Regions from separate parts of the Homo sapiens genome. Here region 1 is linked to region 2. The links are chromatin contacts, found by Hi-C or POLR2A ChIA-PET in ENCODE. All regions are on one chromosome and are shown on one strand. The core of a region is the stretch at or near the end of the contact, and the rest is flanking DNA. Distances in the headings are between cores, read along the strand shown. Region 1 overlaps HSD17B2 (hydroxysteroid 17-beta dehydrogenase 2). Region 2 overlaps MPHOSPH6 (M-phase phosphoprotein 6).

What was found. Hi-C counts contacts between places; a loop is a spot of excess contacts on that map. ChIA-PET counts read pairs that join two places held with the same protein, here RNA polymerase II (POLR2A).
Region 1: a loop to region 2 is called in a map of Caco-2, with 2.3 times the contacts of the local background. The contact joins two enhancer-like sites. A Hi-C loop is called at or near these places in 1 of 168 maps with a recorded cell type or tissue (Caco-2). POLR2A ChIA-PET finds 5 or more read pairs at or near these places in 2 of 52 experiments (MCF 10A and PC-9).

Annotation. Positions count from the first base shown.
Region 1 is chr16:82,054,695-82,057,394 of GRCh38, reverse strand. All of the region lies in intron 1 of HSD17B2 (hydroxysteroid 17-beta dehydrogenase 2), which reads right to left. The region is part of intron 1 of HSD17B2-AS1 (HSD17B2 antisense RNA 1); the gene reads left to right. Among named protein-coding and RNA genes, the nearest start is that of HSD17B2-AS1, 11 kb to the left of the region's middle. Within about 2 kb of position 1,399, at least 2 of the 41 ENCODE cell types and tissues checked have a DNase peak (open chromatin) inside an H3K27ac peak, as active enhancers do.
Region 2 is chr16:82,151,318-82,154,017 of GRCh38, reverse strand. It overlaps MPHOSPH6 (M-phase phosphoprotein 6), which reads left to right. Exons shown (of 5, transcript NM_005792.2): 3 at 2,504-2,594. Among named protein-coding and RNA genes, the nearest start is that of MPHOSPH6, 18 kb to the left of the region's middle. RefSeq lists enhancers at 1,140-1,434, 2,231-2,375 and a cis regulatory region at 2,303. Within about 2 kb of position 1,282, at least 2 of the 41 ENCODE cell types and tissues checked have a DNase peak (open chromatin) inside an H3K27ac peak, as active enhancers do.

The DNA.
Region 1 (2,700 bases), core at 150-2,649, 97 kb after region 2:
AAACCCCGTCTCTACTAAAAATACAAAAAGTAGCCGGGCATGTTGGTGCGCGCCTGTAGTCCCAGCTATTCAGGAGGCTGAGGCAGGAGAATCGCTTGAACCCAGGAGGCGGAGCTTGCAGTGAGCCGAGATTGCGCCACTGCACTCTAGCCTGGTGACGGAGGGGGACTCTCTCTCAAAAAAAAAAAAAGAAAAGAAAAGAGAAAGTGGGGAGTTATGCTCTTCCTTCTTTAGGGTGGAATAGCTCTATACATTATTTGGAATTCTGCACAGGAGATTTATCTCTTCTCCCTCGCTTATTAATTAGTTCAATCACTTATTTATATCAGTTTGGACTCATGAATATTGATTTTATACTTTGGATTATGGCTTACTACTTTGTTGTGTTGCTCTAACTCTTCTAGCTTTGGCTATTTAGAGCTTCCAATTGGCTCCCATAAAAGTGCACATTTTTTCCCATTTTACAGGTGAGGAAACCAAGCTTCAGAAAGAATATAAAAAGTTTCCAGCCTCACTCAAGTAAAAAAGCAGAGGTGCCATTTGAACCCTACGTCCATAAGATTCTAAGGCACCTGTTTTTTTGTTTGGTTGGTTGTTTTTGTTTGTTTGTATTTCCTGTCTAACACATTCTCTCTGAATATAGTCAACTTCCGTGAATCAATGACTAGTGTATATTTCACCTATCGTTGTGAATAGGCAATAGCATTTTTGAGGTTACCAATCTGCTATGTATTATACATTATAGAGAAACTTAATCAGCACCAAGGTTAAGAAACAACATCAACAGCTCACCAGAGATCTCCCTTGTATCTCCTTCCAGTTGTCCCCACCCCTCACAGGTTACCACGATCCTGACTTACAACAGCATAGATCCGTTTTACCTGATTTTTGTTTTAAATAGATGGAAATAGGTATCGGTCCTCTTTGTGGCTGGCTTCTTTTGTTCATTCTCCTATGTTTTCCTGTGGCTTGGTTAATAGAAATTTTTTGTTAATGTTCCAACCATGTATTTCACAAGAATTGCTACAAGTAAAGTAACACTTGTAAAAACACGTTAAGCAACTACATAAAAAGTAAATTTACTTAAGATTAGCATAACACAAAAAAGAGAAAACTAACCAGAGATACAACTAAATTGCCCCACTATCCCAAGGTCCCTTTTATCATTATCTAAGGTTTTATCTAAGTAGGGCAGCCTTACTAATGTCCCTTTTTTTCATGGGAAAGATGCTTCCTGGCTGACAGGATGTCATTCTTGCCAACACATGACCAAAAACTCACTCAGCCGCTTCCAAAATATAATGGTACAAGATGCAACTTGCCAAACTTGAATAAAATCCAAGATGTCTGTGATTTACAGTTTTCTATTTTCTGTTTCATTGCTAATTACCACCATTGACCTAGTTCTTTACAACAGAGATGACAAACCCTTGGTACCTGGGCCAGCTTACACTTCTCATTCCACCATGGACACTGTTCAATCAAATCACCTCTCCCTTAGAATCTACTCACTCCAGTACTCCTCACCAACCACAGAGGAAACCAATTCGCCACCCTCACTCACACCAGAGCATTGTGTTATTTTCTAGTTGGATCCACGCTTCTATTGCATGGTTTTCCGGTTGAATCCAGGCTTCTCATTTCTGCTCCATTCTTACCACATCTCTCCCCAGCTCATGAACCTGCTCTGACACCCACTTGTCTGATAGATGGTGGATACAGTACGCTGTCTGGATGTCAATAACTTCTATCATTTGCCCACTGTGGGGGAGTTTTCTACATTTCCCAACCTTAGGACATACCTTCTATTCTACTTGGGCTGATTTCTTAATCATCTCACATATGTGCTACTTACTCCATCCTGTGTGTTCCTGCCTATTCATTACCTCATTCTTTCAATAGCTCTTTGTTGAGCATGTGCCATGTACTCTTCTACATCATGGGGACACGGCAACATATAAAACCATCCAAGTCCCCATCCCATGAAGCTTAGCTTGTAGGAGGTCATGGGAGACATTCAATAAGCAAATGTATTGGCGTCAGGTGGGAATGGGTGTTTGCAACAGAATAGTGACTGGGTGCCAGGATGCCATGTTCACGGAAGAGTGCACCAGGCACAGGGCAGAGCAGGTGCAAAGGCTCTCAGACAGGAACATAATTCTCAGTCAAACAGCAGAGAGGCCATTTTAACCAGAGCAGAACAATCAAAGAGAATAAAAGGAGCTAAATTACAGCAGTAGTTCAAGGCCAGTCCATGTGGCCTTTAAGTCAGTGATTTTCAGTTCCCCCCCAGGGAACATTTGACAATGTCTGGAGACATTTTTGATTGTAAAAATGGGGATGGGCTACTGACATCTGGTGAGGCCAGAGAGCTGCTAAACATCCCAAAATGCATAGAACAGACCCCACCAAAAAGAACCATCTGGCCTCAAATGTTAAGAGAGCCGAGGTTGAGAAACTCTGCTTTCAGCCATGGGGAAGACCATGAGTTTTATTGTAAAATGTGACGAGAGATATCATCAGAAAGTTTTGAACCAAGGTGTGACTTGAGTTGACTTAGGTTTTAAAAAAAATAGAAATATTTCTACTGGACAGCACCCTTCCCTTTCTGCTAAAGACACTAGTGGGGAAAGAGGAAAAAATGACATCTCAAAGAGATGAAGTGGGAGTGGGAAGAGAAAGCAACATTTCTGGAGGTTG
Region 2 (2,700 bases), core at 33-2,532:
GTAAATTACAGATCTTTAGATGAGAGATTATCCTGGATTATCTGGGTGGGCCCTAAATGTAATCACTTTTCCTTATAAGGAGGAGAGGTGAGGAAGATTTGACACACAGAAGGCCTTGTAACCGTGGAAGCTTCTGGAGGGATCCCAGGCCTACTAACATCTGGATTTTGTACAGAACTGTAGGAGCATAAATTCTGTTGCTCTAAGCCACCAATTTTGTCAGCTTAAATTTGTTACAGCAGCCACAGGAAGCTAATGCAGCAGGTGTTCTCCCAGAAATCATCTCTCCAGCAGTTACTTTTTCCCTAAGTCTAAAGACTCATCCTGCACATGTGCAGCTTCATGGTCAGCCAAAGATTCAAGGGAACCCAGTATGCAGGTCCTGAATTCCATAGTGTAGCTCCCTTTCAGTGGTATCCTCACCCAGATATTCCAGCCACCACCATAACCCCAAACTTCAGTTTGTGCCTTTATTTTTTTCAACTAAAGCCCCAATGAAACAGTTTGTCTCTTAAGCTCAGCAAGACAGGGTTTTGTGTGAGTCCCCCACTCCCTGCTCCACAATCTGGAAATTGCCTCCAGGCAGAAAGCTCCGCATTCATGGGGTCTACTTCATTTGATTTTCTTCTCTCAGGCATCACAGTCATATGCTTGGATTTGTTCATTATCTGAAAATGGTCATTTTATATTTTGTCCTGTTTTATATAATTATGGTGCAGGAAAGCTAGTTCCATACCAATTACTCCCCTACAGCTAGGGATGGAATAACCTGCTTTATTTTCATCCATTGTGTGATATAAATGTTTCATGTTTCATTCATTATTTGGCCCCTCTTTCTATAGACTGTAACCTCCAGGAGAGCAGAGGCTCCTTTTTTTTCTTTTTTTTTGGAGGTGAGTGTTTGACACTGTCACCCAGGCTGGAGTGCAGTGGCACAATCTTGACTCATTGCAACTTCCACTTCTGGGATGCGAGCAGTTCTCCTGCCTCAGCCACCTGAGTAACTGGGACTACAGGCATCCGCCACTGTGCCCAGCTGAGGCTCTTTTACTGGTGGCTGTTTCCGCAGTTTGATTTAATACACACAGTTTGGTTTAATAAGTGTTTGTTGCATAAGGGAATCTTTATGAGAATCAGAGCCTACTCCGGCAAACAAGCCTTAAAAGCCACATGTTTGCTTTCCTGCCATGCTTTAGGGTTTATGGCCAGGCTGGAGATAGATATGTCACCTTGGATTTACGGTCATGTGGTGGTGACTCAGCAGAGAAATTCTGCTGCAGACAGAAACATCCTGGTCCAGGGAACGCAACCTGCCCCAATGCCATCAGTGGTGTCGTGCTCAGCCCCGTCAGCAGCAACAGTGGTTTTCCTAGGGTCATTCTCTAGCATGATTTTGGTTCTGGTGCAACCACCTAGCGACCGTTATTTCTGCCCGTCTTCCAATTCTGCCCCTTCAGCCTTCCCGGTGATTCTGAGATGCCCAGTACAGCTGGCTCTTTGTGTCACAGATTTTGATATCTACAAGGGGTCCTGGAACCAGTCCCCCTTGGAAATGAAGAGCCTACAGTGTTCTTACAGTAAATTCCTTCTCTGCTGAAGTCATCCAGGGTCAGCCTTTGGTGTTTATAGCTAAGAGCTCTGACTGATAACACTGTTAAAGCTGCTCAAGCCTCTGATTTCCCACTACTTCTCCTGGATTTGTAATAAGAATTTGGTGGGGGCCAAAATCTCAGAAGTCACCACTAAAGAACTTATCCATGTAACCAAAAAACCACCTGTTCCCCAAAAACTATTGAAATTTTTTGAAAAAAATCTGTGTATAAGTGCACCACACAGCTCAGACCTGTGTTCAAGAATCAACGTAAATGCAAGTACAAAAAAGACTGGAAGGAAATATTCAAATATACTAACAGTCCTTTTTATCCTCTTGGTAAGGAGCTTACAGGCAGTTTATAAACTCATACTTTATTCTGCTTTCCAAATTACGTTCCTTAAAATGTGCTGCTTTGATAATTAGAGAATGGAATTTTTGAAATCCCTGAGAACGAAAGACAAAATATGCCAGAAACTTTATTAAAATGATTTGGAGTAGTGTGTCACTGTATACTGTATGTGTATTTTTACATACATATTATTTCCTTTCTGAAAAAGAATTGGAAAAAAATATGGTGAGGGGATGTAAACACAAAAGAAACTTTGCTTCAACTTTGGCAAATTCAAGTTTATTGTCAATACTTTAGATCTTTATATTATGTAGATATTTATGCAAATTAAATGTGGTGTTTAAGAGAGGCTGTGCCTCTAGCTTGCTGCTCTTGTCTCCTAATGCCTTTGCTGACCAAATTAATCAGATTTTATTTTTAACCCTAAGTTAGAAATCTTACTGTATTTTTACTTCATTCTACTGAGAACCATAGGTTGATTATTTTTTTTATTCAAAGTGTTGGCTTTTGTTTGCTGTGCTTTATATATGGAGAAATGCTATTTTTATTTTCCCATTTAGGAGTTTCATAATAGAAGAGCAGAGTTTCTTACTATGTGAAGATCTTCTCTATGGAAGAATGTCATTCAGAGGATTTAATCCTGAGGTTGAGGTATTAAATATAATTGCTTCAAATTAAAAATTTTTCCAATTGAATTTTTTTCTGCTAATAATTGGGCTTAGGTGTTTCTCCACCAGGTACCATTTCTACTCATTAT